Linked DNA regions of Homo sapiens: region 1 is linked to region 2. A link is a loop called in an ENCODE intact Hi-C map of the cell type or tissue named here. Cell type or tissue: chondrocyte. All regions are shown on one strand. Links, peaks and the distances in the headings refer to the core of each region. The heading gives the core; the rest is flanking DNA. Region 1 overlaps ZNF354B (zinc finger protein 354B). Region 2 holds the start of ZNF454 (zinc finger protein 454).

The links. A loop is a pair of places that touch in the nucleus more often than their neighbours do. Peaks named below come from ENCODE experiments on the same cell type or tissue, not always from the same donor. Only the 100,000 strongest peaks of a DNase experiment are listed, where the experiment ranks them.
Region 1: it touches region 2 in a loop (9-fold over the local background); 14 of 110 quality-filtered maps call a loop at or near these places.

What each region holds. Positions count from the first base shown.
Region 1 is chr5:178,873,240-178,889,064 of GRCh38, forward strand. It overlaps ZNF354B (zinc finger protein 354B), which reads left to right. Exons shown (of 5, transcript NM_058230.3): 5 at 9,470-11,781. The coding sequence ends at 11,052. LOC107986493 (a long non-coding RNA gene) reads right to left here and starts at 2,817. Exons shown (of 3, transcript XR_001743039.2): 1 at 2,806-2,817; 2 at 1,107-1,110. It also overlaps the pseudogene RNU1-39P. In chondrocyte, for the core only: no CTCF peak of the experiment used is centred there; no DNase peak of the experiment used is centred there.
Region 2 is chr5:178,932,621-178,948,445 of GRCh38, forward strand. ZNF454 (zinc finger protein 454) reads left to right here and starts at 8,578. Exons shown (of 5, transcript NM_001178089.3): 1 at 8,578-8,824; 2 at 10,065-10,204; 3 at 13,739-13,865; 4 at 14,277-14,366. The coding sequence starts at 10,172. It overlaps ZNF454-DT (ZNF454 divergent transcript), which reads right to left and starts at 8,395. Exons shown (of 1, transcript NR_186409.1): 1 at 6,056-8,395. It overlaps ZFP2 (ZFP2 zinc finger protein), which reads left to right. Exons shown (of 5, transcript NM_030613.4): 5 at 1-592. The coding sequence ends at 79. In chondrocyte, for the core only: no CTCF peak of the experiment used is centred there; DNase peaks (open chromatin) are centred at 8,551 and 9,034.

The sequences.
Region 1 (15,825 bases), core at 3,962-11,961, 60 kb before region 2:
TAGTTTGTCTTTTTATCGTTTTTACTGGTTCTTTTGAAGAACACAATTTTTAATTTTACTGAGGTCCAGTTGATCAGTGTTTCCTTTTATGGATTGTGCTTTTGGTGTCAAATGTAAGAATTCTGCCTGTACTTAGATCATGAAGATTTTCTGCCATGTTCTTCTAGAAGTGCTGTAGTTTTACATTTTACATTTATATTCATGACACTTTTTGAGTTAATTTTTGTGTTAGATGCGAGGTTCATTTTTTTGCATGCGAATCTTCAGTTGCTCCATCATTATTTGTTGAAGTCGTCTTTCCTCTGCGGAGTTCTTTGGTGCCTTTGTCAAAAGTCACTTGGGCGTGTTGGGTTGTTTCTGGGTTTTCTTTTCTGTTCCATTGTTCTGTGTTTCTGTTCCTCTGCCAATACCACACAGTGTTGATTGCTGTATATATACAGGCTTTAATGTTGGGTAAAGTGATTACTTCTTGTTGTTTTTTAGAAAGTTTTATCTACTGTAGTTCTTTGTATGAATTTTAGAATAATCATCAATCTCTACAAAAAGAATCTTGCTGAGATTTTGATAGGAATTGCAGTAAACCTGTATATCAATTTTCTGTGTTTAGTCTTCCAATCTGTGAACATGATATGTCGTTCTATTTATTGAGGTCTTTTTTATTTTCTTCCATCAGTGTTTGTAGTTTTCATCATATGAGTCCTCTGTTTTTTTTTTCTTTTTTTTTTTTTGAGATGGAGTCTCACACACTCTGCTGTCCGGCAGGCTGGAGTGCAGTGGTGCGATCTCTGCTCACTGCAACCTCCACTTCCTGGGCTCAAGCAATTCTCCTGCCTCAGCCTCCTGAGTAGCTGAGATTACAGGTGTGCACCACTATGCCCAGCTGATTTTTGTATTTTTAGCAGAAACAGCGTTTCACCATTTTGGCCAGGCTGGTCTCGAACTCCTGGCCTCAAGTGATCCACCTGCCTCGACCTTTCAGATTGCTGGGATTACAGGCATGAGCCACCATGCCTGGCCCATTTCCTGCATTTGAATATTGGCCTCTCAAGCAAGGTTGGGTAAGTTTTCATGGACAATAGTATCCTGAAATGTGCTTTCCAAGTTACTTGCCTTCTCCCCACTTCTTTCAGGGATGGCAATGAGTCGTAGATTTTGTCTCTTTACATAATCCCTTATTTCTCAGGTTTTGTTCATTGGTTTTTATTCTTTTTCTTTATTTTTATCTGTCTATCTGGCTGAGTTCAGAGAGCCAGACTTTGAGCTCTGAGATTTTTTCCTCAGCTTGGTCTGTTCTGCATTTCAGTTGCATTATGAAATTCTTGTAGTATGTTTTTGAGCTCTATTAGATCAGTTTGGTTCTTTCTTATCATGGCCATTTTGTCTATCACCTCCTCTATTATTTTACTGTAATCCTTACATTCCTTGGATTGGGTTTCAACTTTCTCTTGAATCTTTATGATCTTTGTTCCTGTCCATGTTCTGAGTTCTGTTTCTGTCATTTCAGCCGCTTAGGAGCCCTTGCTGAGAAACTAGTGCAGTCTTTTGGAGGAAAGAAGACACCCTGGGTTTTTGATTTGCCAGAGTTCTCATGATGGTTCTTTTTCATCTGTGTGAGCTTAATGTTTCATTAACTGTGATGTAATTTGAGTATAGTCAGTTGACTTCTTTTTGAATGTTTTCAGAGGGCCAGTGTTTTATGCAGGGTGTTTATTTGTAGCTGAATTCTTGTCCTAGTTTCACAGAGGGGTATATTAGCAAAGTAATTTTGGTGTTAAAGTTTGGGCTGTGGTCTGGTAGATGGGCTTAAGTGTTATGGCCAGTAGGTAGGCTCTTACTCAGCTATGTGACTCCTCTGTATTTCCTCAAGATTGCAGCCGTGCCCCTCAGTGCTCTGAAAATGTGGGCTCCTCTCCCACTCGAGTGCTGGCTGCACATCTCAGCTTAGCATTGCCAGGCTGCCCACCATAGCTCTGGGGTGATCTTGGTTTATGTTCGCTTCCTAGCTTGGAGGCAACAGGGGAAGGGACTCCGGTTGGTGGTAGTTGTGGCAGAGAGCCTTTCACTTGTCTATGGGCCTCTACCCTAAAGAGATGCAGAACCACTGTCAATCAGTGCAGTCGGCCCAGGGTGGGTGACTGCCCTGTGCCCAAGATGGGGAAGGAGGCCCTGCCTGGTGAGGAGCAGGAGGAGCTGGCAGGGGAAGGGAGGTCACCAGCGAGACAGACTGACTGCTGCTTATGGCAACTGCAGCTTCCTGGAGGTACAGCTGAAGTACTCAGGGTTTTTGTTCCTTCCTCTGTCCAAGGGTAGCAAGGGCAATACCACTGCAGTGGCAGTGACAGAGGGACTTTCGGTTGCCTCTGTCAGCTCCACCTCAGAAACATGGAGCCACTGCTACTGGGAATCTTCAGCCGAGGGGCGAGGTGGCTACCCTGCTGGCCTGAGGTGGGGGATCTACTTGGTGAAGAGTCAGGGATTGGTTCTCACAGGGAGAAGAGACTGGGCTCCTGTCCATATGGTGACTGTGGCATGCTAGAAGCCCAGATGAAGGCTTCACTGTTTCTTCCCCAGACTGAGGGCAGCAGGTGTAGGACTGCTGCTGTGGCAGTGGCATAGGGGCTATCAGTTGCCTCTGGGAGTCCTTCCTCAGGGAAGACAGAGCCACTACCAGTGGGAATGCTCAGCCAGGGGAGGGACGGCTGTTCTGCTGTCCAAAGCCAGGGTCCCTGCCTGGTGAAGAGTTGGCTATGGGAGCTCACAAGGTAGAGAGACTGGGCTCATCTCCATATGGTGGCTGTAGTGTACTAGAGGTACCAGTGTAGCGACCGGGCCCTGTGTTCCTTCCCAACCCAAGGGTGGATAGTGTGGTACCATTTTAGCTATAGTGGTGGAGGGGCTATGGGTTCTCTCTCAGATTTCCTCCTCAGAGAAATGCAGAGCCACCTCCAACTGAAGCATTCAGGTAGGCTTGATGGTTGTGCTGGAGTCCCAGGTCGGGAGGCCCTGTCCAGTGAGGAGAAGTGGAAATGGGGACCCGTGTGGGGAACAGTCTGGCCGCGTTTTGTGAGGCAGCTGTGCACTTCCTGGAGTTCTGTTCCAGTCCCTAATCACTGTGCCCCCTCCAGAGCCTGAGGGCAACAGCAGTGAGGGCTGTGGCACAGCAAAAATAGCAGCCTGCCTCTCCCTTCGGGAGCTCTGACCTAGGGAAGTACAGAGCTGCTACTGGCCCGAGAGCCTAGGCAGGGCTGGTGTGACCATGCGAGGGTCCCAGGACGATGCATATTTCGGCCTGCTTGATGGCATCCTACATGGCCCTTAAGTTCTGTTCACTTTTTAAGTATTTTCTACTTTTTCTTCCTTAGACTCAAGGAATTTTAATTTTCCTATCTTAAACTTTGTTGATTTTTCCTATGGCCCGCTTAAACCTTTTGAATTTCCCTAGTGAAATTTTCATTTCAGTTATTATGCTTTCAACTCCTAGAATTTCCTCTTGGTTTCTTTTTGTTTTCTTTTTATTGATACTTCGATTTGTTCATTATTTTCATGAGTCATTCATATTTCCCTCTAGCTCTGAGCATCTTTATGATAGTTGTCTTTGTGTAGCATGCCACCATCTGGTCTTCTCCATAGATGTTTTCTATTTATTTTTTTCCATTGACTGAACCATACTTTCCTATTTTTTTATGCCTTTTTTTTTTTTTGTCTTACAGTGTTGCAACTCGGGATCAGATTTTCCCACTTCTGTAAGATTTGCTGGGTTTTGTTTTGTTTTGGTTTTTGTTTTCTTATTGCTGTAGGGTGGCACTAGTCCAGGAATTAGCCTGAAGTATAACCTGTAGGTCTTCTCACATTTTTTTCTGAGCCCACGTCTTTCCCTGGCCTTGTGCAGTGACTTTCTAAATTCCCCATGTGTGCAGTTGTTCTTTGTTTTGTTTTGTTTTGTTTTTGAGATGGAGTCTTACTCTGTCACCCAGGCTGGAGTTGCAGGGGTGTGATCTCAGCTCACTGCAACCTCCACCTTTTGGGTTTAAGCGATTCTTCTGCCTCAGCCTCCTGAGTAGCTGGGATTACAGGCACCCACCACCACACCTGGCTAATTTTTATGTTTTTAGTAGAGACAGGATTTCCCCATTGGCCAGGCTGGTCTCGGAACTCCTGACCTCAAGTGATCCGCCCACCTCAGCCTTCCAAAGTGCTGGGATTACAGGTGTGAGCCACCAGGCCAAATGTCCTTATCCTTAATGTCTGATTCCCCAAAGCAGAAAAAGAGGGGAACAGAAGGGGAAAAAAGTAGGCACTGTTCCTTAAATCCTCTGGAAGCCACATCAGGTCAGTGGGGATTGCAAAAATGGCAGCCTGCATTTGTGTTTGCACCTCCGTGATTCAAAGCAGTAATTTGCAGTCAGAACCCAGATCCCCATTATTTGGAGAACAAGGTCTTTATTGCCACTTTGGCCACCAAAGGCCACGCTAGGGATGCTAGTACGGCTTCAAGCCATGAGATGAGGAGATTGGAGATGGGTAGCTGCTGCCAACTAATATTAATTTCACTTGACTGGCCAGGCCTTCCCCTAGAAGCTACAAGCCTTCATATAGTTTCCAGAGTTTCAAAATAGTTGTATCAGACAGATTCTGACACCTCAGTTGTCTAGGTGGATAGATAGAACCTTGGTGCTTCCTACTCTACCATCTTCCCTGACATCTACTTTTTCTTTTACCTTACATTTATTTTGCACTTTTGGCATTTTCTGTCTTTAAGTATGTAAGTAGTATGCCACCATCTGGAGTTCTGATGGGGAGGTGCTACTGATGTCTATTGGGTAGTATGCTGAGGGTGAGGTCTTGCATAAAAGTCACAGTTAGGCCGGGCGTGGTGGCTCACGCCTGTAATCCCAGCACTTTGGGAGGCCGAGGCGGGCGGATCACGAGGTCAGGAGATCGAGACCATCCTGGCTAACATGGTGAAACCCCGTCTCTACTAAAAATACAAAAAATTAGCCAGGCGTAGTGGCGGGCGCCTGTAGTCTCAGCTACTTGGGAGGCTGAGGCAGGAGAATGGCGTGAACCCGGGAGGCGGAGCTTGCAGTGAGCCGAGATTATGCCACTGTGCTCCAGCCTGGGCAACAGAGCGAGACTCCGTCTCAAAAAAAAAAAAAAAAGTTACAGTTATGAAGTTAATTCTTATCATTTGGGGAAGAGATTTTGATAGGTTGCTTGTCACACATCCATCATTATCTTCAGCTACCCAGAAGGCTTTGTTTGATATTTACTCTTTAAATGTACATTTTATGGCACTTAACCTCGGTGCCCATTTAGGTCTCTTCCAAGTATACTTTCCTTTCTTTCCTGTTCTAAAGCCTTTTAAAATAAACTTCCACTCTTGCTCTGAAAAGAAATAAACATACATTTTGTCATTTGATAAATGTTTAAATTTTCCACTTGGAGGTTTTTTTGTTTGTTTTGTTTTGTTTTGTTTTTTTGAGATGGAGTTTTGCTCTTGTTACCCAGGCTGGAGTGCAGTGGCACAATCTCGGCTCACTGCAACCTTTGCCTCTTGGGTTCAAGTTATTCTCTGCCTTAGCCTCCCAAGTAGCTGGGATTATAGGCATGCACCACCACACCTGGCTAATTTTGTGTATTTAGTAGAGACGGGGTTTCACCATATTGGTCAGGCTGGTCTCGAACTCCTGACTTCAAATGATGCACCCGCCTCAGCCTCCCAAAGTGCTGGGATTACGGGTGTGAGCCACCACACCCGGCTGAAAGTATGTTTTTAAAGTATATATTTTTTAGGACCTTGTTGTTTGTGTGTGCTGCTTTTTTTTTTGAACTGGAGTCTCACTCTGTTGCCCAGGCTGGAGTGCAATGGTGCCATCTCGGCTCACTTCAGCCTCTGCCTCCCAGCTTCAAGCGATTCTCCTGCATCAGCCTCCCGAGTAGCTGGGATTACAGGCATGTGCCACCACACCCAGCTAATTTTTGTGTTTAGTAGAGATGGGGTTTCACCATGTTGGTTAGGCTGGTCTCAAACTCCTGACCTTAAGAGATCTCCCTGCCTCGGCCTCCCAAAGTGCTAGGATTACAGACGGGAGCCGCTGTGCCCAGCCTGTGTGCTGATTTCTTTGCAGAAACCAGAGTTGTTTTTGTTTTTGTTTTTTGAGATGGAGTCTTGCTCAGCTGCCCAGGCTGGAGTGCAGAGGCCCAATCTCGGCTCACTGCAATCAACGTTTCCTGGGTTCAAGCCATTCTCCCGTCTCAGCCTCCTGAGTAGCTGGGATTACAGGCACCCGCCATCATGCCCAGCTAATTTTTGTATTTTAGAAGAGAGGGGGTTTCACCATGTTGATCAGGATGGTCTTGAACTCCTGACCTCCTGTGATCTGCCCGTCTCAGCCTCCCAAAGTGCTAGGATTACAGGTGTGAGCCGCCGTGCCTGGCCCAGAAACCAGAGTTTTTAAATTGCAGCTTTCTTAGTAGGCATGGGCTATAAAAGGAAAAAGATTAACCCACTCACTCCTGTTACAAGGAAGGACAGAAAGTGGAAGAAAACTTCATTTTTAGTTTTGTTATGGAAAAGTTCGAGTATATATAAAAGTAGAGAGAATAGGCTGGGCGTGGTGGCTCAAGCCTGTAATCCCAGCACTTTGAGAGGCCAAGGTGGGTGGATCACGAGGTCAGGAGATTGAGACCATCCTGGCTAACACGGCAAAACCCCGTCTCTACTAAAAATACAAAAATTAGCTGGGCGTGGTGGCATGTGCCTGTAGTCCCAGCTACTTGGGAGGCTGAGGCAGGAGAATGGTGTGAACCCAGGAGGTGGAGGTTGCAGTGAGCTGAGATCACGTCACCGCACTTCAGCCTGGGCGACAGAGCGAGACTCCGTCTCAAAATAAATAAACAAAAAAGTAGAATAATATAATGACTTCCCATGTATTCGTCATCCAATTTCTTTTTTTCCTTTTCTTTCTTTTTTTTTTTTTAGACGGGGTCTCACTCTGTTGCCAGGCTTGAGTGCAGTGGCACGATCTTGGCTCACTGCAACCTCTGCCTCTTGGGTTCAAGTGATTCTCCTGCCTCAGCCTCTTGAATAGCTGGGAGTGTAGGGGCACGCCACCACACCCAGCTAACTTTTGTATTTTTAGTAGAGATGGGGTTTCACTGTGTTGGCCAGGATGGTCTCGATCTCCTGACCTTGTGATCTGCCCACCTCAGCCTCCCAAAGTTTTGGGATTACAGGTGTGAGCCACTGCACCCGGCCTCCTCTTTTTTTTTTTTTTTTAAAGACAGGGTCTCTTTGTCACCCTGGCTGGAGTGGAATTAGATAATCATGGCTTATTGTAGCCTCCTGGGCTCAAGTGATCCTCCTGCCTCAGCCTTTTATGTAGCCAGGACTGCAGATGAGTGCCACTATGCCCAGCTAATTTATTTTGTTTGTTTTAGAGATGGGATCTTACTGTATTGCCCAGGCTGATCTCGAACTCCTAGGCTCAAGGGATCCTCTTGGCCTCCCAAATTGCTGAGATTAAAGGAAGGAGCCACTGTACCTGTACCCAGCCCATCACCCAATTTCAGTAGTTGTCAACTCATGGTCATTTTTTTTTTTTTTTTTTTTTTTTTTTTGAGATGGAGTTGCACTCTTGTTGCCCAGGCTGGACTGCAGTGGTGTGATCTTGGCTCACTGCAACCTCTGCCCCCAGGGTTCAAGTGATTCTCCTGCCTCAGCCTCCCTAGTCACTAGCATTACAGGCGCCCGCCACCAAGTCCAGCTAATTTTTGTTATTTTTAGTAGAGACAGGGTTTCGCCATGTTGGCCAGGCTGGTCTCAAACTCCTGACCTCAGGTGATCCACCTGCCTCAGCCTCCCAAAGTGCTGGGGTTACAGGTGTGAGCCAGCACGCTTGGCCAACTCAAGATCATTTTTGTTTCATCTGTTCCAGTGATTATCTACCAGGACTGATTCTGTCATTTGTCAATGTCTTGAAAGATTTTTGCTTGTCGCAAGCCTGGAGGGAGGAATTGTGAGGGGCAGGTGCTATGATGTCTGTTGGGTGGAGATCAAAAGTATGCTGCTAAACATTCCACAATGCACAGGGCAGCCCACCCTATCCACACAACTAAAAAATCAGCCCAAAATGTCATCTGAGGTTGAGAAATCCTTATCTGTATCTTGTCTTAATGCACTGACATTTGTATAATGTTATTACATCCAAGAATAGGAGAGGTGATTATTTGTTCAGATATACTTTAATGTCATTCATCTGATATACTTTAATGTCATTCAAGACTGGTATAAAATTTCCCTTATATAGATTTTTCATATTACTTGTAAATTTACTGTGATTCTTAGTATAAATGAAGGCTATTGATTTTAATATGTCAATTTTATATCCAGCTACTTCAGTGAGTTTTATCATTCATTCTCTGGACTGTTTTTTTGAGATGGAGTCTCGCTCTGTCACCCAGGCGCAATCTCGGCTCACTGCAGCCTCCACCTCCCAGGTTCAAGCAATTCTCCTGCCTCTGCCTCCCGAGTAGCTAGGATTACAGGCGTGCGCCACAATGCCCAGCTAATTTTTGTATTTTTAGTAGAGATGGGGTTTCACTGTGTTGGCCAGGATGGTCTCAATCCATTCTCTGGACTTTTTAATATTATCTGCAAATAGAGGTAGTTTTACTTTCTCTTTACTCATATCTAATTGATTTATATTGCCTGATTGCATTGGTTAATATGTCTAGTACAGTGTTAAATTGTAGGGAAAATAATGGGTGTCTTTGCCTTGTTCTTCAGCATAGCAGAAATAGCTCTAGTGTATTTAATAGATACTAGCTTTAGGACAAAGGTCTATGTATTCTATTATGTTGAGGAAGTATCCCTCAGTTCATTTTTGCTTGAGTGTGTTTATTGTCTGTGGTGCTGAATTTTGCTGAACATTTTCTCAGCATCTCTAGATGTGTATTATTCCTTACTTAAATGCATTTAATGTACTATAATAAGTGCTATAATAAGGGGAGTGAGTTGTTGGAACTCAAAGTTAGGAAAAGGTACACAGAGGAGTTAACATTTGAACTGAGTCTGAAGGATACAAAGGAGTTCAGAATGTAGGAAAAGGAGGGAAGACATTCAGGAGTATAAATAATTACAGGAATGGGGTAATTTATGAGTCCATCATAGGCTTTGGGTACTAGATTATATTTCCTAAATTCATATGCCTCCTCCTCCTCTGATCCTTCTGCTCCATTCTCTTGGTCACTCTTACACACTCACCCGCCTTAACTGAGTTTGTTTTATTCATTTGTTCACTTATCAGTTCAGCTGTCATCCATTATTTTATATAGTGTTTTTTAGAATTTTATCCTCTTTTAGTCATATAGCAAACCCTTACTGAGATACAATTAATCCCTTCTACACATTTAGTCTCAGCCAATCACATGAATCATGGGCTGTTGCTTTCTTTTTTTCTTTTTTCAGGATGTAAGAGCACACCTAAAATGACAAAGTCAACTCAAACTCAGGATTCATTTCAGGAGCAGATAAGGAAAAGATTGAAAAGGGATGAACCCTGGAACTTCATATCAGAAAGATCCTGCATATATGAAGAGAAATTAAAGAAACAGCAGGACAAAAATGAAAATTTACAAATAATTTCAGTTGCCCATACAAAAATCCTTACTGTAGATAGAAGCCATAAAAATGTTGAATTTGGCCAAAACTTCTACCTGAAATCAGTCTTCATTAAGCAACAGAGATTTGCTAAAGAAAAAACTCCATCAAAATGTGAAATACAAAGAAATAGTTTCAAGCAGAATTCAAATTTACTTAACCAATCAAAAATCAAAACAGCAGAGAAACGCTATAAATGCAGTACATGTGAAAAAGCCTTCATTCACAATTCATCCCTTCGTAAACATCAGAAAAACCACACTGGAGAAAAATTATTTAAATGTAAAGAATGTTTAAAAGCTTTCAGCCAAAGTTCTGCTCTTATTCAACATCAAAGAACTCATACAGGAGAGAAACCCTATATATGTAAAGAATGTGGGAAAGCCTTCAGCCATAGTGCATCCCTTTGTAAGCATTTAAGGACCCATACTGTGGAGAAATGCTATAGATGTAAAGAATGTGGTAAATCCTTCAGTCGAAGGTCTGGGCTTTTTATACATCAAAAAATCCATGCTCAAGAAAATCCCCATAAATACAATCCAGGCAGGAAGGCATCCAGTTACAGCACTTCCCTTTCTGGAAGTCAGAAAATTCATCTCAGAAAGAAGTCCTACTTATGTAATGAATGTGGCAACACCTTTAAGTCTAGCTCATCCCTTCGTTATCATCAGAGAATTCACACTGGAGAGAAGCCTTTTAAATGTAGTGAATGTGGGAGAGCCTTCAGCCAGAGTGCCTCTCTTATTCAACATGAAAGAATTCACACCGGAGAAAAGCCCTATAGATGCAATGAATGTGGGAAAGGCTTTACTTCTATTTCACGACTTAATAGACACCGAATAATTCATACTGGAGAGAAATTGTATAATTGTAATGAATGTGGTAAAGCCTTAAGCTCCCACTCAACACTTATTATTCATGAGCGAATTCATACTGGAGAAAAACCATGTAAATGTAAAGTATGTGGAAAAGCCTTCAGACAGAGTTCCGCTCTCATTCAACATCAGAGAATGCATACTGGAGAAAGACCCTATAAGTGTAACGAATGTGACAAAACATTCAGGTGTAACTCATCGCTTAGTAATCACCAGAGAATTCATACTGGAGAGAAACCATATCGATGTTTAGAATGTGGGATGTCTTTTGGCCAAAGTGCAGCTCTTATACAACATCAGAGGATTCATACAGGAGAAAAACCCTTTAAATGTAATACATGTGGAAAAACTTTTAGACAAAGCTCATCACTTATTGCACATCAAAGAATTCATACTGGAGAGAAACCCTATGAATGTAATGCATGTGGGAAACTCTTTAGCCAGAGGTCATCCCTTACTAATCATTATAAAATTCACATTGAAGAGGACTCCTTAAAAGCCGATTTGCATGTGTGAAAGCCTTAAACCAAAACTCATCAGAGAATACATGCTTGAGAGTGATTTATTAAATATAATGAATATGAGAAAACTCTTAGTTCTCATCAGATACTAAGTTTTAAGAATAAACTTTAGCTATGTAATAACTTATGGGAAAAGCTTTTATACTTGTCACTCACTTTTTAAAATATCCCGAGACAGTTCACTGTTGCAGACATTGAAATTGGCCATTTGTAAGATAAAAGGTATGTTTATAAAATCTCTTTATATAATATATGCTATCTATGACATGCAAAAAAGAAAAGTCTGGGTGCTGAGGTGCTGAATTTTTCATTAGAAAAACATTTGTATAAACTACTATTATATAAATATAAGCATATTTATTACAGCAAACATTTTAATAGCAAACAAAACAATTGATCTTAAAAATATATGCAATATATACTTACCTGGCAGGGAAGATTACCATGATCACGAAGGTGGTTTTCCCAGGGCAAGGCTTATCCATTGCACTCCAGATGTGCTGACCCCTTCAATTTCCCAAAATGTGGAAAACTCAACTGCATAATTTATGGTAGTGGGGGACTACATTCGCACTTTCTCCTGAAATATATATATATATGCAGTATTAGAGCAAAGGACCAATAAGAGATAAAAACTAACTGAACTACCTCTTAGTGCCTGGAATTTACCTTTTCCTGACTTACTGTCAAACTTCGTGCATGGCTTTTATTAAAAAAGAAAAAATCTGTTCTCTTCTTTGTTGTAGTCATGTCCAAACAACATCTAATAGCCTCCCATATTTTCTATACATTTCCTAGTTTTGTTTTCAGAATTTTTTCTTTATTGTCTTGAAGTCATATTTATTATGAAACCATACTTGCTATGCTCTGAACAGTAATGTTAGATAGTTTAGGTTGAAGCATTTTGTTTGTTTAGGCAATCACTTCAAGGTTAAAGCTATTAATATTTTTTTAGTTGGCTGCAGATGAAATCCTAATTGTTTAAAGAGCCTATCACTTGTGACAGTCTTCAGAAGGAATCAGTTTATGAAATAAAAGTTTTTTTTCCTCGTGGGGTTTTAAAAGTTTCAGACTGCAAAGGAAATTCTTTAAAAATAATTGTAAATTTCAAAACTGATTTACTTAGAAATGTTTGTTTAAGCCTGAGTTTGGGCCAGATATTATCCTGAGCGCTAGAAATTGTATAGAAGAAAGAAACAGACCTTAAAGAAGTCATGAATTGAGTGGGTGGAGAAGAGGAGGTTAAAGGGAGTAAGCAAATCATAATGTGTTGGGGTTTTCACAGATAAATAGTTAAGCTGTGATGCTGTGTTGCAGAATACAAATGGAGAGATTTGCATGGGATGCAGAAATATGGAAGACTAACCAAGCAGACCAGGAGAGACCAGCAATAGTGTCCCAGAGACCATGATGTCTGAGCCCAGTTTTGGAAGAATAGTAGGTATTCTTCATGAAGTGAGATCCTGAATAGAGGGAGCCACATATGCAAAGGTGTAGGGTGGGTGGGTGACAGCATATTACATTTGTAGAGAATCTATAGGAAGTAATGAAAAAGAAAAGCTTGAGAAGAAGGCAGTGGCTAGGTAACAAAAGGTCTTACTTGCCAAACTAAGGAATTTGAATTTTATTCTGAAATTTAGGGTACTAAGTAACGACTTTAAGTGATGGAAACTGTATTGCACGAATGTGTAGAGGATGAATTTAGGAGATTGAAGACTGCTGAACAGACTGAAGCCTAGAATTCAGCCTCCAGTGATGGGTGAAGGAGGCTCTAAGCTCAAGCAAGGATAGTCAGTGAAGAATATGTTGCACATGCTAATGTAGTAAGAATAGATAAGGCATAGTTTTTGCAATCAAATAATTGGGGAAGGTGATTGACACACAGGGTAGATTAACTTTACCTGGATGGATGGTGGTGTGATATGCCTTGTAGGCAATATAGGGGTAAACAGTTTGATTTTATACATGTTAAATGAGTCATCCAAACCCAAAAGGTCAATTTGAGCTGGATGGCTTGAGTTAGGAGTAATTAAGATATAGTTAGTGAAAAGCTTGGCACATGTAAATTGGCCATGAGAATGTACAGATTAGAATGAGAAAGGGATCATGGATACAACCCAGGAAAACATCAATATACAAGAAGTAGATGAAGGAATTGTGCAAAGATGAAAAGGAATGGCCCTGTATGTAGGAGAAAAGGCAGAAGAGTGATGTCACTGAACCCAAGGGATAAATGAATCTCAGATGGGCAGTAGTGTCAGGTGCTATAAAGGAAGTAATAAGGAGAGTAAATTGGTAAATGAGATAATTGTAGACTTTGGCAAGAGAAATTTCACTGAAGGAGGGTGAACAAGTAGGCTGTTGAAGACTATTTCAAATATAATTGAAGGGAAGAATGACTTAGGGACCATTTCTGGTTTAATAATGTATGCACATGTTGAGGGTAGATTAAAGAAGACATTGCTGGGAGGAACAACTTTTGTGAAATAAATTGGAGTCATAGCATAGGTGGAGGAATTAACCTTAATTTCAGGGATGGAAAAGCCCACATAAAGAAGGGAATACAGATAAGTGATTTGGAGGTGAAGGAATTTTCTGCCTGCTGACTCATTTTCTCTAAGGAGAAAGACTTCATTTTTTAAGAGTCTCAATTTGGATATTTGAGTGCTTAATGATATTAAATTAATGAGTTTCAATCCTTGTCCTGGAGGTTTTTTGGGAAGTCAAGGCTCTTGAGTTTTATTTCCTACCCTTGTTTCTATAAGAAAGCTCCATGTTTGTCAGTTTCATGTATTTGATAGTTGTTATTTTTAATTATAAGGAAAAAATTTGCTGGTGAATTAAAGTTTGAAAACTACTCAGGGAGGGAGAGAAAATGCTTTTTAAAAAGTGGTAAATCTGAGGAGACTGCAAAGAAATGTCAGAGTTCAACAGGCATGTGGAGGTAGATGGAAAGGCATTCCAAATTGGAGAAAAGCTTGAGCAAGGCAAGGAGGCATGACGTGTTCATGGTATTATTGCAAATTGTATTTTAAAACTTCATTCCTGTTTGTTCCTAGTATATAGAAGTATAATTGGTTTTTGTATATTGACCTTGTATCCAGCAACCTAGCTAAATTCACTTATTTCTAATAGCTTGCTTGTAGATTTTTTTGGATATTTTACACATAATGATAATCTAAATAATTTCCATTCTGTTTCTCTTTTCCAATCATAATACATTTTATTTTTCTTACATTATAGCACTAGTACAGGCCAGTACATTGTTGAATAGAAATGATAAGTATATTTCTCTATTTAATATTATGTTAGCTTTCTTTCCAGGCTGGGCATGGTGGCTCACACCTGTAATCCCAGCACTTTGGGAGGCCAAGACAAGAGGATTGCTTGAGCCCAGGAAGGAGTTGGAGACCAGCCTGAGCAACAACAACAACAAAATTAGCCAGGCATAGTGGTGCACATCTGTAGTCCCAGCTACTTGGGAGGCTGAGGTAAGAGAATTGCTTGAGCTCAGGAGGTTGAGGCTGCAGTGAGCTGTGATCCCACCACTGCACTCCAGCTTGGGGAAAGAGCAAGACTCTGCCTCCCCCACATGCGCCCCCCCACCCCTGCCCCTGCCAGAAAAATTGTTTGTGGATCCCTGTTATCAGAATAAGGACATTCCCTCATATTCCTAGTGTGATGTGAGTTTTTATCATAAAAGGGAGTAGTATTTTGTCATGTCCATTTTCTGCATTGGTTGAAATGATCATTTTGTTTTTCTCTTCATTCTTTTAATAGATAATTGTTTGAATTTTGGTGTTAACCAATGTTTCATTCCTGAAATAAATTCTACTTGGTCATGATATATCATCATGTATGTGTATATGTATATAAGATCAGGTTTCTTCCTTAGTAAACAGAAGCCTGATGAAGTGCCCAACGTTGTGTTCTAAGAACTTAGAGCAAAAGGAAATTATCCAAGTCTCAAGGAAAGATGTAATAATACATGGAAATGAGGTACTCTTGGAAGGCAAGGCCTGGGAGCAAAAGGCTCAGAGGAAGAATAAATCTAGCATTTGTAGGGACCTGTAGGGAGACTGGCTTTGCTGGTGTAGAGGGCTCCTGGTAGGATAAAATAAAAATATTTGAAATGAAAGCTACAGTTACCCTGTCAGAGACTTTGAATGCTGTCTAAGACTGTAGGAGTTTGGATATGATGATGGACATATTAATTCACTATATTTCTGAGGAGCAAATGACCAATTTGAGACTATTTTAGGAAGAATTATCTGATAGAATAGATGATTCAAAGATTATTTGATCATTTCTGATTATGATCAAATGATTCAAAGATTATCTGATCATTGAGAAACTGAAGGACTGATTGTTGGGAGTAGGTCTTTGGGCGAGTCTGTGAGAAGAGTTCTTAATGAGAACTAAAAAGGTTATTTCTGTTCTTGGTGTCCCAAACTGCTCTGGTATTTTGCCAAATACTACAGATAGTAAAATTCTTAATTAAAGCTGACATGGTTATATTTTTAAAAATTTAGGTGCAATTAGTCTTTCAAGATCAGAAGATATTTAGTTAGTATCATAGTTCAGTCTGTTCCAAGCTGTAAAGTCAGTTATTTCAGTAATGTAATTTCTAAGATCTATAAAAAATGAAAATATTTTATTTTCTTATATAACTTTCTGTGAGAGCATTGAACAGTCAAGAAACTTGTATGTTTTCCAGCCCCCATTCTGCTTCAAGTTACATGGTGTCTAGCCTTTTCAGCTCTAGAAA
Region 2 (15,825 bases), core at 4,421-12,420:
ACCCTATCAGTGTAATGAATGCGGAAAAGCCTTCAGCCGGAGTACAAACCTTACACGACATCAAAGAACTCATACGTGAGGAATGTTTTCACTGGCCCTTACCTCATGATTAACTCTTCAGTAATAATCATATGAGACATACAATGTAGAAACCTAATAAATGTAATGATTGTGGGAATCTTTCAGTTGAAGTACAATATGTCATATCAGATAATACCACTGCAGAGAATCCATCTAAAAGTAGAGAAATCTTGATTCAGAATGTATAATTTCCTTTATATCAGAAGGTTTAAATAGCTAATATAAACAATGAAGAGTCATGCTGAAGATAAGTTCTGTTATATCATACCGCACATTCTCCTTTGGCTATCAGAGACTTTACACTGGAGAGAAAAATGTGAGAGTGTTTAACTGGACAGCCCAGAGACCTGGTATGTAGTCCTAATCTGCCACTGCCTTGGACAACTTGCCTACTTCCACCAGGTTATGGTTCTTTATTTGGTAAATGAATGATTTTGGAGTTAGAAATCTTGTAGGAGCTCTGTTAGCTCTAAAATGCTACAACTCTATAAATATAATGAATGCTGGGAAATCTTTGTTCTTTTACGATCTTATGCTGTCTGTATGCAGTCTAGATGCTCTTGTTCCACAATCTGGTTTCCTTGGATCCTTTTAGTCAAAATGATTTACCTTTACGAATTCCTAGTACCCTTCCATGCCCCTAATCTTCCCCTGCATTGTTATTTTGTCCCCTAACTACAGGCTGGTTTCCATAAATTAATGGAATAAGTATGCAAATGTTTTCATTTATTTATTTATTTATTTATTTTGAGATGGAGTTTCGCTCTTTTGCCCAGGCTGGAGTGCAGTGGCTTGATCTCAGCTCACTGCAAGCTCCACCTCCTGGGTTCATGCCATTCTCCTGCCTCAGCATCCCAAGTAGCTGGGACTACAGGCGCCTGCCACCATGCCTGGCTAATTTTTTTGTATTTTTAATAGAGATGGGGTTTCACCATGTTAGCCAGGATGGTCTCAATCTCCTGACCTCGTGATCCACCCACCTCGGCCTCCCAAAGTGCTGGGATTACAGGCATGAGCCCCCGTGCCCGGCCAAGTATGCAAATCTTAATGCAATAGCATGCTGTTTTGAGTTCTCAATTAATAGTTATTAAACTGTTGTTAAATGATCATTTAGAAAATAACATAGTCCTGTAAGTACAAAGGAATCACATATCTTTGTGTCATATTCTGGCTATCAAAGTAGAAAAGAAAAGACGGGGGCTGAACACTAACAGACATAGCCATCTGACCTGTTAACAAAATGTTGAGGCTGGACAAAGTGGCTCATGCTTGTAATCCCAGCACTTTGGGAGGCTGAGGCAGGATGACTGTTTGAGCTCAAGAGCTCAAGACCAGCCTGGGCAACATAGTGAGACCTTGTCTCTACAAAAAGTTTTCAAAAAATTAACCAGGCATGGTGGCACATGTTTGTAGTCCCAGCTACTCAGAAGGCTGAGGTGAGAGAATAACTTGAACCCAGGAGGTTGAGGCTGTAGTGAGCAGTGATTGTGCCACTGAACTCCAGCCTAGGCAACAGAGTAAGAACTTTGTCTCAAAACAAAAAACAAAAACGTTGCACCTCAAAAACATACTCAAAACAATATAGGGAGATTTTATAGATCTATAGTTACTGTGGTAGTTAAGATAGCTTTGTTTATTTCACACACATATACCAAGTCCTAAATATGTGTTAGACATGATTAGAAAATCAAAATGAGTAAGACATATTCTTTGATTTATAAGGGTTAAACTACAAAAGTGGCAGTATGATGGGAGAGGAGAGGAAGAATACAAGCAATCACAAGCAGAATCTAGGAAATTTGGTAAATGACTAAATGTGCCACTTGAATGAGAAGGAAGAGTCTAGGATGACTTGGAGTTCTTATTTTGGTAGATAAGGTTGCCATAATTAAAAACACCTATAGTTGCCCAATTTTGTGGGGCAATGATGAGTTCACTTTGGGTACATTTCCATGAGTCTGTGGGACATCCAAGGGAAGGGTCCTGATAGGCAGCAGAGTAAGTGATAAAGGAGACACATTTGCAGGACTGTCATTGATGGGTTAGGTGGTAAAAAGAGGAAGCAGTAGACGCTAAGTGGAATAAACAGCAAAAAGAAAAATAGAAAAATCAAAAGTTGGTGCCACAAAGGTAAAAAGATAGCTTTAACACAGCGATAGGAATAGTTAATACTGTGAAATGCTATGGAGGGCAAAGATAAAAACAGAACTATGTCGGCCAGTCGCAGTGGCTCACGCCTGTAATCCCAGCACTTTGGGAGGCCAAGGCAGGCGGATTACGAGATCAGGAGATCAAAACCATCCTGGCTAACATGGTGAAACCCTGTCTCTACTAAAAATACACACACACACACACACACAAATAGCCAGGCATGGTGGCACATGCCTGTAGTTCCAGCTACTCGGGAGGCTGAGGAGGCAGGAGAATGGCATGAACCTGGGAGGTAGAGCTTGCAGTGAGCCGAGATCGTGCCACTACACTCCAGCCTGGGCAACAGAGCAAGACTCCATCTCAAAAAAAAACAAAAAACCAGAACTATGTCCTTTTGTTTGGGCTATCAGTTTAAGACAGATGGCTTAACACCTCTGTTTGAGTGGGTTGAAGAGTGAGTTAAATGTTCAGAAGAACTTAGCAGCCTTACTGAGGTGGGAGAAACTCAGAAAGGTAACTATAGAGGGAGGCTGGGGCTTGGAGCGTACCAGAAGAGCTGTGGGCTGCACGCAATGGAAAGCCCAGTCCGTGATGGTGTAAGAAAGTAGAGATTTAGTTTTCTCACATAACAAATCTGGAAGTGGCTGTCACTTCTTCACAGATAAAACAATTCAGTGTCTTGAGTTTAATGTGGTTTCCATCATGGTTACATCATGATGGCCATAGTATCAAGTAATGTATCTGCATTCAAGGCAGGAGGGAAGGGGGAGGAGAGCACCAGCAACATTTAGTGCCTTCGATCAGGAGAGTTTTTCCCAGAAGCCACTCAGCAGACTCCTGCTTATATCTCATTGACCACAGCTGTGTTGCATGGCCACCCCCTAGCACAAGGAAGGCTGTGGAAAGAAGTATTTAACCCTTCCAGCCTCTATAGAGGAGGCAGGCACAAAAAAAGGGGGGTTGAGAATGGTGTTGATTTAGCCAGCCAACAATCTGCCAGGAAGTGTTTGTATGATTTAAGGTAGGATTGAGCAAGTTCATAACTGAAAAAAGAGGTGTGGAAGAGTGAAGGTCCAGAAAGGAGGGGACACGCAGCTCAAAGTGGGAAGATCTGGAACACAGGTGGAGGCTGCAGGGATCACTTTCAACAGGAGGAAGGAAACTTTTCCCTGGGAGAGATGTGACGCCACAAATGATGGGTACAGAAGACATTCGTGGGTGGCAACGGAGGAAGTTCCTGTGAACTCTTAACTGTTTGAACCTTCAGCATCCAGTCTTCCAGTCTCTCTTGGCTAGGTGACCTCTCAAGGTTAATATTTTACCAGTTTTGAGTCATTGCATCCATCCTAGGCTTCAAAACCCTTCATTTTTCCCTTTCTCTCTTGTCCTGTGCCTGCCTTCTGAGCGTTTATTTTGCTGCTGTCATTATCATTTCCATCTATTTTCTACCCATTTCTTTTGTCTGCCTCCTTTCTTCCCCTCTAGCTCTCTCTCTTGAGATCATGTGGGGAACAAGAAAAAAAATATCTGAAGAGGAAGGAGGAGACCCTGTAGAAGAGAGAGATTATTAAAAATCTAAGTTCCTGAGGATACAGCTAATTTGATGTTTTATTCCCCCTTCTTTCTGTTTTAACTCCAATGGTTTGTATTTGAGTATAGGCAAGGAGACCCAGGATCTGCATGCTGAGTTGAGAAGTGTATGTGTGTGGAAGGAGGCGAGGGCAGAAGAGTGGAGAATCTCAGTGTCAATGATTTGCCCCATCCTCCTCCAGCCTCCAAACTTGGAATGAAGGGAAGGGTGCTCTTTATTTGTGAAACAATAAAGAAACCAATTGGGTTTCTTTTGTGGAATTTCAGAATTAGGACAGAGGCACTTGGGTGTTAGAAGATCAAAGTACTAGATATGAGAGCTGATGCTGACATCTTGGGTCATGTGCAAATTTAATTGTAAGCAAAGGAATCCAACTGGGAGGAGTACTGGGAGTATAAGGGTCTGGGAGAGAGGGCCCTTCATTTCAGTGTCCGTTCTCAGGCAGAACTGAAGTTTCAGTAATATATGAGGATTTTTTGGTAACTTAAAGTACAGTACAGCCAGGCCTTGTGGCACCTGGGAATCACCAGCAGCCAAGGACGTGTGCATGCTCTCTCCCTCTGTCTTCGTCCCCCACCCCTCGCCACTGCTACCACCACCACATGGGCTCTGTTACTGCTTTGTCCATCCCCTCACTGGTGGTTGGATTCCTTTGTTTACGATTAAATTTGCACATGACCCAAGATGTCAGTATCAGCTCTCCTATCTAGTGAACTTTCATCTTCTAACATCCAAGTGTCTGTCCTAATTCTAAAATTCCACGAAAGAAAACCATTTGGTCCAGATCATCCTTTTAAGACAAGCCTCACAAGTCACCTTTTCTGGCTAAGTACCCATCCAGTCAGCTGGTGGGAGGAGGCCCGCCATGTGATCGCTGTCCATGCAGTCGGGCCGGTGTGCAGCAAACTGACAGATACGACCAATATGTCATGAGATAGTTACTGAGCACCTACTCAGTAGTTGCTAGTGATTTAGAGCTCAGAAGGAGCTCAAGGTAGGGAAGTCTGAAATAAACCAGGAGTTAGGATGCACTAGGGTAACTCTGAAGGTAGCAAGAAACACAGCGCCCTCTGGAACTATAGAGAATTGGGTGACCAGGGTATTTCCTCTATGGCTGGATCATCATTCAAAAGACTCAAATAGGGCCATTCCCTCCACTTGAGCTCTGTGAAATGGGCCTCTGGGCATTTAAAGAGGTTACCAGTCAGGGTTCTTTAACGAATAAAAGTGGAGCTGCAGAATATGGTGCCAGTACCCCTCTCCTAGATACTGCATAGCTTCCAACTGCCTCTGGCTCCTGAAAAATATCACAACAGATCTGGAGGAGAAGGGTCTCTGAAAAATTTATGAATGCTTATAACTTAATTGAGGTAGGTTATTTCCCTGCCTATATACACATTGGCATGATCTGATGGTCTGTGGTCAAGAGACTCATAAGTAATTGGCCTGTGCTGCATGTTATTGTGACAAGGATGAGTAAGACCTTGTTCCTACTCATAGTGTAGTTCATTCAAGCAACTAACATTTATTGAGCTCCTAGCATAAGTCAGCTTCTATGAATTCCAGGGTAAATGACGCCTGCTCTCTGCTGTCAAGTAGCTCCTAGCACACAGTGCCATAAGAGTGAACTAGTTGGGTGAACAGAAGACGGGAGGAAATGAGAAGGTGCAGGGAAGAATAGGAGTAATGGCAAGAGAGGCTAAGAGAGCATAGTGTATATTCAGGAAATTCTAAGAGATGTATGATTTAAGCATAGAGTAGAAGTCAAGAAGCAGGAAGAAATGAGGCTAAAGGAAGACCTTATTATATCACGCTTCAAGGGTCCCAACAGGGCTCAGCAAATGGACACCAGGAATTACTGGCACGTAGCCACTGTCCTGGGGAAGCGTAAGCAGACTGGTGATGGAGGTCTTGGTCAAATGTAAGTGTTCATTTGCATATCCATAGTTAATAGAGCAGAAGGGAAAGGGGTTCTCCAGACCACGTTTTAACCTCCTTTCTCCGAGGAGACTGGTTCCTGATGAGAATCCTTGACAGAAGCGGGGGCTTCCTCAGTGAATACTCAGAACAATATAGTGTGTGAGTCCTGGCTAAAGTCAAAGGGTGTGTCAGGCTTCATATCAGAGGTTTCACTGCTTCTCTTCAGCTTGAATAGTTTTGTTTTTTAGTTGGCTGTGGAAGGGCACCTGTTAGGTACTCCTAACAGACTACAGCATCACCAGGACAAATGGGTCAGATAAATGAAGGTTTTATTACTGTTTTCAGTTCTGGAAGACTTGGGCCTTTGTATGTCAGTTCTTTGCCATCTGGGTGACAAGTAATAAGAGCACTTTTGAACCTTCCAACATCAACAGGAGAAGGACTCCTGGTTCCAAGGACATGGGACCTGAGCAAGGCACTTAACAGATGAGTGCCTCAGTTTTCTCATTTATTAATAGGGCAAACCTCAGTTTTTGGTTGCATTAGATAATGTAAAGTGCTTGTAAAAGTGCCCAACATGGCCAGGCGCAGTGGCTCATGCCTGTAATCCCAGCACTTTAGGGGGCCGATGCGGGCGGATCACCTGAAGTCAGGAGTTCAGCCTGACCAACCTGGGGAAACCCCATCTCTACTAAAAGTACAAAATTATCCAGGCGTGATGGCGCATGCATGTAGTCCCAGCTACAGGGGAGGCTGAGGCAGGAGAATTGCTTGAACCCGGGAGGCGGAGCTTGCGGTAAGCCGAGGTCATGCCATTGCACCCCAGCCCGGGCAACAAAAGTGAAACTGTGTCTCAAACAAAAAAACTCCCAACATGTAGTTAGTGCTCAATACATATTATCATTCTTAAATTCCTGAAAACAATAATATCCAAACTCCTGAGCATAGCACCCAAAACCCTTCAATATCTTAGAATCATTAGGCTCTCAAAGCAAATGCCTTGTGGAAAGGTTATATAATTGTGGGAGGCTACTTGTAATTGTGGACTGCTGTCATTGCCTCCTCATTGGTCTTCCTGTATCCCCTCTAGCCCCACCACTGTCTGCCTTCTTTGAAGCTGACCAGTGCGTCTATCAAAACGTGCCCAGCCATGTCACTCTTTCAAATCTAATCATTTCCAGGCACAGAAATAAATCCAAATTTCCTTCCTTCAAGGCCTGTAGTTACTCCTGCAACAGCATCTCGCAGTCTTCCTTGTTCAGTAGGCCCTCGCCAGTCATACTGACCTTGCCAAGCCTGGAGTTCACCAAGCACACTTCTCTCTGGTCAGCATTTCTGTTCCCTCCCTTTAGAAGGCACTTTACCCATACAGTCACATCGTTTCTTCCCTCACTGTATTCAAATCTCTGCTCAGGTGTTACCTCCTCAAAGAGAACTTCCAAAACTGCTGCTTGAAATAATTCCCCGCCCCATCACACCCTAACCCCTAACAGTAGTGTTATCACTACCAGATAAATACTTTCTACTTGTCTGACCCCTCCTCTAGTACAATTAAAACTCCATGAGTGCAGGGTTTTCACAGCTATTTCTCCAGCCCCTGGACTCGGGGTTCTTACTCTCTGGAGCCCAGTTTGAGTGACCTGGAGTCACGAGGGAGGCGAGAGAGAAGGGTTACCAGCGATACTCACACAACATCCTCCCCCTCTGGTGCTTTGCCGGGTCCCTGGGAACTGCTACAGGGGCTGCACAGCGGCTGACCCTGGCCTTGTCAAGCACTTGACACATAAGTGCTCCAAAGTGTCTATGGAATGAAATCTTCAATAAAACTCCAAACAGAATGCTGTAGTCACTGACACTGCTTCCTAAAACGTGGCCAACAATTCCGTATGTGACAAACAGGTCACATTCTTGATTTTTTTTAACGACCAACAAAGTTAAAACCCTCTCATCTTTCCTTCCTGAGCTCCATGCAAATTACCTATTCAAAAGCAACTAAGTATCTCCAGTTGGATATTCTTAGGCATCATCTCATCCTTGCCAGTCTCTGCAAAATATGGTCGACAAAAATAAATACCACCTTCTTAAATACCACCCAGCTGTCCAAGATGGAGACTTCCTGGCATCCAGGCGCCTTCCTCTCCCTCGTCCCCACCTCTGAGAAGTTCCCAAGCACGAAGTGTTCTGCGTCCCGAACATTCCAGGGGCCGCCAGCCACCATGGGCTCTGTCCTGAGGTGCCAAGCAGGACATCCCTGCCCGACATCCTTGTCCTCCCGCACCGCACACGCGTTAGTGGCTGTGGCGTCGCCACCCCAGCACACGCTGGCCCGCCCGCAGTGCCAGGCTGGAAGTGTCGGGCGCTTGCCAGGCCAAGGGGCAATTCTGTTGCCTTCCAGGCCTTTTCGGCGCGGTCCCAGTCAGGAACGCGCCCTGTCGCCTCCCACTCCGTCTTCCGGACCCTCCCGATCCTCTCTCGTCAGCGATCGGGCGTCGCTCCCCTGGACTAACCTCCCTTGCCCCATCTTCAGCTTTTCGCTGATCTGCATCTTCCTGCGCCTTAGTGCAAGGCAGAGACCTGGTTCTAAAGCGAACGGAACGGAACCGATTCTGTAAGTTGCAATGAGCGCGCTGAGGTCGGCGTGGAGGGGTCTCTGGGAAAGGTAGTTTCCGCGCCTAAAGCGCCGGGGCCGGGCCCTGTTCCCGCAGGCGCAAGGCAGCACTGTCTCCGCCGATTGTCCCTCTGGGAAGTGGAGTCTGGCCGGCGGAACTGCAGCAGCCCTGAGACTTGTGGGAATTCGGCCCAAGGGTTCCCAGGGCAACGCGCAAGCGCAGTTCGGCTCCCGGCTGCAGACTCCAGCTCATTGTGTTCTGACTGCGATGTGGCGCTTGCGATCTCTCGCCGCCGGCAGAGGCTCCTCGAAGAGCGACACGGGGCTGACCAGGCACGGTGGTCAAAGCCGCAGAGGGAGAGCGGGAGCGGTCGTGAGGTCGTCTGGGGAGAAGGGCGGAGGCAAAGCCGAGGAGGTGCGGGTTGTGGTCCATTCTGGAGGACGCTGATCGAATGCCCCAAACTTCCCGGAATGTATGTCTGAGATTTGATCCCAGAGAGGGAGGACGGCCAGGGGTGGTCATCCTGGGCTGAGGGTCGAGTCTGTGAGTGCCTGTGGAGGAGATGGAGCCAGGGCCTCTGGCATGTGTCTTGGAGCGGACTCCGAGAAGCCCAGGGTTTCCTCTCAGGTGATAGATACACGCCTGGCGTGGTTCCGAGTCCTGCGCCAGGAACTCGCCAAGGCCGGAGGCAGCCGCTGCGCAGCCCCTGCCACAGCCCCCGAGGGACCTGGCGAAGCGGCAGGGGCGGGACGGGGCTGTGTGTGATTAGGGTTCCTAACCCTTCCCTCTCCCCTCCCGCCCAGCTCACACAAACGCCGCTTCTGCCCACCCGTGACTCCAGGCCACCCAGACTGGGCCCCAGAGAGTGAGAACACTGAGGCCAGAGAAGGGTTTGCCTGAGAGGCTTCGACAGTGAAGAGCCTTCTTAGCCTCCTTTCTGAGGAGGAAGAAGACCACCCTCCTTTTCCTCTTCTCCTGTCACTGCCAGATAAGGCAGCTGTTCCAAAGCCGCAGAGGGAGAGCGGAGCGGTCTTCCAATCCAGTCGAACCCAGACACTGCCCTCCGTTGCCTCTCCCCAGCGCTCCCACCTTTTCGGGTACATCCTGGTGGGTTCTGGAGCTGAATAACTTGTTAAAGAGATAATTCTCGGCCGAGTGCGGCGGCTCACGCCTGTAATCCCAGTACTTTGGGAGGCCGAGGCGAGCCGATCACCTGAGGTCCGGAGTTCGAGACCAGTCCGACCAACATGGTGAAATCCCGGTCTCTACTAAAAATATAAAAAATTAGCCGGGCGTGGTGGCGGGTGCGTGTAATCCCAGCTACTCCGGAGACTGGGGCGGGAGAATCGCTTGAACCCGGAAGGCGGAGGTTGCAGTGAGCCAAGATCGTGCCACTGCACTCCAGCCTAGGTGACAGAGCGAGACTCTGTCTCAAACAAACAAACAAAAAAAGAATTCTCTTGAGATCGCTCAGTGAGGCTGAAGGGAAAGACCAGAGGGTGGGTGGAAGGCATGAGAACTGGACCTGGAGCAGGCTTTCTGCAGGGAAAAGTCAATGTATAGTACCCTCAGAAGGAGGAGAGAGAATGGGGAGCAAACAGGAACCAAAACACTCACTGCTTGGGGTACTGGAGGCCTCCCAGGATGTGAATGCTCACTGCCTCGCTCTGGACTGCTGTATGAGAGCTTTTGACCCAGTTCTCTCCTAATAGCAGGTGTGTGGACCCTTCTAGCCTGAGGAGTCCTGCAGGTGTGAAGCTCCACACCTGCCTCCATAGCACTTTGCCTGTCCCTAAGAGGGCTCATCGGAGAAGAAAGAATGGCTGTCAGCCACCTGCCAACCATGGTCCAGGTGAGTGGGGGTTTCTTCCCCCTAAATTGCTTTCTGGATTTGAAGAGTGTGGCATGTTTGCTTCCTCAGACCGGGAGCTTTATTCCCAATCCAGTCCCACCCAGACACTGACCTCAGTTGCCTCTCCCCAACCAACACCCTCCAACCCCGCCCCATATCCGGCTCATCCTGGTGGGTGTTGCAGCTGTATAACTTGCTAAAGGTCACATAAATGTCACAGCTGGGACTGGAACCCAGGTCCCTGTGAAATCAAAACCTGTACTCTTTTCACTAGCAAGTAAGATTAGGGATCTGAAGTGGTAAAAGCATGTATTAGTCCCTTTTTACATTGCTCTAAATAAATATCTGAGGCTGGGGAATTGATAAGAAGTTTAATTGGCCCACGGTTCTGTAGGCTGTACAGGAAGCATGGTGTCAGCATCCACTTCTGATGAGGACTTTAAAAGCTTCCAATCATGGCAGAAGGTGAAGGGGGAGCAGGTGTATCACACGGTGAGAAAGGGAGCAAGAGAGAGAAGTGGGAGGTCCTAGACTCTTAAACAACTGGATCTCACGTGAACCAACTGAGCGAGAATTCACTCATCACCAAGAGGATGGCACTAAGCCATTCACGAGGGATCTACCCCCATGATCCAACACCTCCCACCAGGCCCCCCCTCCAACATTGGAGGTCACATTTCAACAGGAGAGTTGGAAGGGACATACATCCAAACTATATCAGGGCAGTATCTCACACAGAGCTCAAAGAAGGGCATTGTAGGAACACTTTTCTGGGGAGGTGTGATTTACTAGACTCTTTTTCTTTTATGACATTTGGTTTTTTTACCAATGAAATTATTCAAAAGACTATTCTGCCAAAAAGTCCTATAAATTCCTAAAACGCTTTGAGCAGTCCTAGCATCTTTAGAATAAGAATATGGGCCAGACGCGGTGGCTCACGCCTGTAATCCCAGCACTTTGGGAGGCCAAGGCCAGCGGATCACGAGGTCAGGAGATCGAGACCATCCTGGCTAACACAGTGAAACCCCGTCTCTACTAAAATTACAAAAAAAATTAGCTGGGCGTGGTGGTGGGCGCCTGTAGTCCCAGCTACTCGGGAGGCTGAGGCAGGAGAATGGCGTGAACCCAGGAGGCGGAGCTTGCAGTGAGCCAAGATTGTGCCAGTGCACTCCAGCCTGAGTGACAGAGCGAGACTCCATCTCAAAAATAAAAAATAAAAAAGAATATGGACTGTGCTTTGAAGGAGACAGCATTCATTTGGGCATATACATTCTGATACATTTGGTTAAATTGTTCTAATTCCTTCACATTTAAACCTCCCCAAGGACTGGGATGTGTGGCAGGAATCACTGGAAAGGATGACCAGCTAGGTGGGAGCGCCATGTTCAACATAGCACAGCTCACCGGCTGTTCCCCTCCTCCTCTTGGCTTCTGACTTGTCACTTAGGACCCTTCTCATGCACCACTTTTTCTGCAAAACCTGTCCGCACCCACAGTGCCAGTCTACTGTGATATTTTCCTTCCTTAACCTTTTCCTCAAAGTCACTGTCGGTGTCATACAATTTATCTTGTGTTTATAGGCTGCCTTGATTTGGTTGCCATTCAGCAGACATATGTTAGGGCTGTAAAATGTGCCAGGAATTATGATCTGGGCTACAAATACAAAGTGAACGATAAATGGGCCCTGACAAATTGGTTCATGGCTTCCATCCAAGTGTTTCTTGACTGCCTGTCATGGGCCAAGTCTCTGGGTGCAGGTAACGGAAACCTAATTCAGACTGCCTCAGGCAGAAGCAGGCACTGACTGGAAAGATATGGAGGTGTTCCCCCAAATGCAAAGGCAAAGACACAGCTAGATGTTGACTGTGGAAGTGGGATCTACAATAACCTGAGAGTCCTTTCTCTTGGACCTTTGGTTCCTTCTCTGGGCTTCTGCTTACCTCTTTTTTCTCAGTGAACACCAGCTCCCTTAACTTCTCAGCCAACTGGGAAGACAAGAGCTGTGATAGCTACTGGATTTTACATGCTAGGTTAGGTTTCGGCTACACCTGTGTGTCAGGACAGAGAGACTTTCCTCTGTGACCCCCTCTCAGAGTTTCTAAGAAAGGGACTAGTTCTAATCAGAAGGAACAAGTTTCCTATTGTGCAGAATGACTGGTTCCATGGGACCCATGTGTGTGTATGCACATGTGCACACGTGTGCATGTGTGTGTGTGTGTTGAGGGTGTGTGTCACAGGGTGTGTGTGGGGGTATTTGTGGGGGGGTGTGTGTGTTCGGGTGTGTGTGCGCGCTTGCATGTGTGCGTGTGTGTCGTGTGTGTGTTGAGGGTCTGGGGGATGTGTAGGGCTGTGTCTTTGTATGTGAGTTTGTGTGTATGTGTCTGTGTGTTTGTGTGTGTGTCTCTGTGTGTGTATTTGTATGTTGGGGTATGGGTATGGGTATGTGTTGTGTGTATGTGCATGCGCACTTGTGTGGTACGTGTCTGTCTGTGTATGTTTGTGTGTGTTTGTATGTGGGTGTATGGATATGGGTTGTGTGTGTGTGTCTCTGTGTCTGTGTGTGAGTTTATGTGTGTTTGTGAGGGGTACGGATATGGGTGTGTGTATGCTTGTGTGTGTATGTGAATGTGGGGGGGGTGTGTCGTGTGTGTGTATGTGGAGGGATATGGGTGTGTATGCTTGTGTCTGTGCATCTCTGTGTGGGGGGTGTGGGTATGGGTCTGTGTTTGTATATAGGTGTATGTGTGTGTCTGTGTGCTTGTGTATGTGTCTCTGTGTGTAGGGGGTGTGGATATGGGTGTGTGTTTTGTGTGTGTGTGTATGTGGAAGGGTATGGGTATGTATGCTTGTGTGTGTGTGTCTCTGTGTGTGGGGGGGTGTGGGTATGGGTGTGTGTGTGTGTTGAGGATGGGGAGGTACACACTGAAGAAAAGCAGGAGTTGCTGAGCAGCCACAGATAGGTGTCGAGTACATGGGCCGTGTTCCAGATGCAGGGAAGGCCAAGAGATGTAGAGACAGACAGTCCACATCTTGGAGTTAACAGTCCAGCGGGGGAGACTGAAGGTAAACCAAACATCACAATAAAATGGGACAGTGTCTTGATGGGCCCTCATAGGCAACTGTAGGAGCCATCAGGGAAGGCTGCGCTGAGCGAGCGGTGTTGAGTGAGCCGTGTCTATGCTGAGACCTGCGTAGGATTTGGTCCCCTGGGGTGAGCGGAGAGGCAGGGCTAGGCGGTTTGAGGGAGATGGAGAAAATGTTCTGGGCTAAATGAATGGCAAGTTGGAAGTCCCAGTGCTGAGAAAGCCTATCTTCGCCACCATATATGTTTCTTCAGCGTGGAGAGCAATGTCTAGTCCAAGGCTAGGCCCCTAGGAGACCCTGAAGAGTGATGAACTTGTCACAGAACGCCAGCTCCCTGTGTGCCAGCAGTCCTGTAAATGCGCACAAGCTCCTAGGGGCTGCCAGTCTCTTTTCCAGAGAACCATGTGCAGGGGTAGCCCCTGGTCAAGGAGAATGAATTTGCTGTTGCAGGAATCGGTGACCTTCAAGGATGTGGCTATACTGTTCACCCAGGAAGAGTGGGGGCAGCTGAGCCCCGCCCAGAGGGCCCTGTACAGGGACGTGATGCTGGAGAACTACAGCAACCTGGTCTCACTGGGTAAGTGGGACCCCTGCAAGGTTTCTCTTCACTTTTGGGGATCTCTTTGGGACCCTTACATTGACACCATATAGAAGAGTCGGTTGGACCAACTGAGGACGCTGTCTTCAAGGGTGCCATTAATTTTACCTGTCCTTGGTGTCCTGGGCACAGGCCTCTTTTGGAGTCCACTGCGGATGCCTCAAAAGTGACTAGGGTCAAATGCTTTCTTTCTGGCAAGGAGGGGAACATGGGATAAGATTGTGTCAGGCCTGAGTAATCTTTTCCTCCCTCTGGGAACACACCTGACCCTGGGCTTTCCTATCAAGTCCCATTTCCCAGCAAGCTCTGAGGACCAGGCTTTGTCTTTGCAGTGATTTTTATCTCTCGTATAAACAGATGTGGTTCATTTTTGTCTCCCCTTAAAAACAGGACTCTTAGGACCCAAACCAGATACGTTTTCCCAGCTAGAAAAAAGGGAAGTGTGGATGCCAGAGGACACCCCTGGAGGCTTCTGTCTTGGTAAGAATCATGTGTGTGGGAGACACCGGGAGGAGCCCTGCTGGGTAGGGAAGGCTCCGTAGGGAAGGCAGGGAGGCTTGCAGATGCACCTGCCTGAGGATTGAGAAAGAGCCTGTTTCACATTCGTTCACCTGAATACCTTGTTGCTACTTTTGTTCCAGCCTGCACTACCAACATGTAGCAGGCCTGGACCCTCCCCGCAATGATTTTTCTTCTCTCCCTGTTTGGCGTAGATTAGTAGAGTCTCTGGTCTAGAAAAGACTCAACTTCATCTGGGCAGTTCTCCCCACACCCCCATTCATGGGTGTCCTGTTCAGCATCTGACAGTGCAGTCTCTGCCTGCCCTTCTCTCATGAGGAGCCACAGCATGGCAGCTTCTGGTGTTAAGAGCCAGTTATCATGTGCCCACAAGGTATCTCCTCTAGCTACACATTGCACTTGTCTTCAACTACCTCCATATGTGTTTGTCCACGTGGGTTATTTATCTTCTACGTTTTGCTGGCCATTGTCTTTGACTGCAAGTGCCATGGAGCCCAGGTTATTGTATATTTTGCTGTGTTGCTCACACCTAGCGTAGTGCTTGGCACCTAGTAAGTGGCACAGACTTGTTGCCTGGGGATACAAAAGACATGACAGTTTGGTGATGGTTACTTGTCTTGAGAAGCTCATTGTATCGGTGGCTTAAGGGCAGTGGTGTGTTTTTCTCCCTTAATCCCCAGTATTCGAGAGAGCTTGGTGCCTTATCCAAGCACTGTAGCGTCTCCCTGTCAGCTAGCATTTTGCAGGCTGTGGAGTATTTTTATAAACCTTTTGCTACAGATTCTTCACGGTAACCCAATGCAGTAGGCGGGAATTTATATCCTACAATAAATAACTGTGTACCTGGAATATCTAGAACCCAATTTGTTATGGAAATTAAATATCTCTTTATTTTTTTTTATTTTTTGAGACGGAGCCTCGCTGTGTCACCCAGGCAGGAGTGCAGTGGCGCAATCTCAGCTCACTGCAACCTCCGCCTCTTGGGTTCGAGCAATTCTCCTACCTCAGCTTCCCGAGTAGCTGGGATTACAGGCGTGTGTCACCACGCCTGGCTAATTTTTGTATTTCTAGTAGAGATGGGGTTTCACCATGTTGGCCAGCATGGTGTCGAATTCCTGATCTTAAGTGATTCGCCCCCCTCAGCCTCCCAGAGTGCTGGGATTACAGGCGTGAGCCACCTCATGTGTCTAGAAATTAAAAATCTTAACTCTAAAACTCAGTTGTCAACAAACAATTTTTAATATACCCAATAATATTCTGAATAGTCTATGAATTTGTATATTCCATTACCAAACTAAGGCATTTTAAATATTTTATTCTGTATTATACAAATAGTCTTATAACAAAAATGGAGGCAATTAAAAGAAATTCATCCACAGTTCTACCACCTTGGCATCACTGTTTTCACCTAAATCATTCA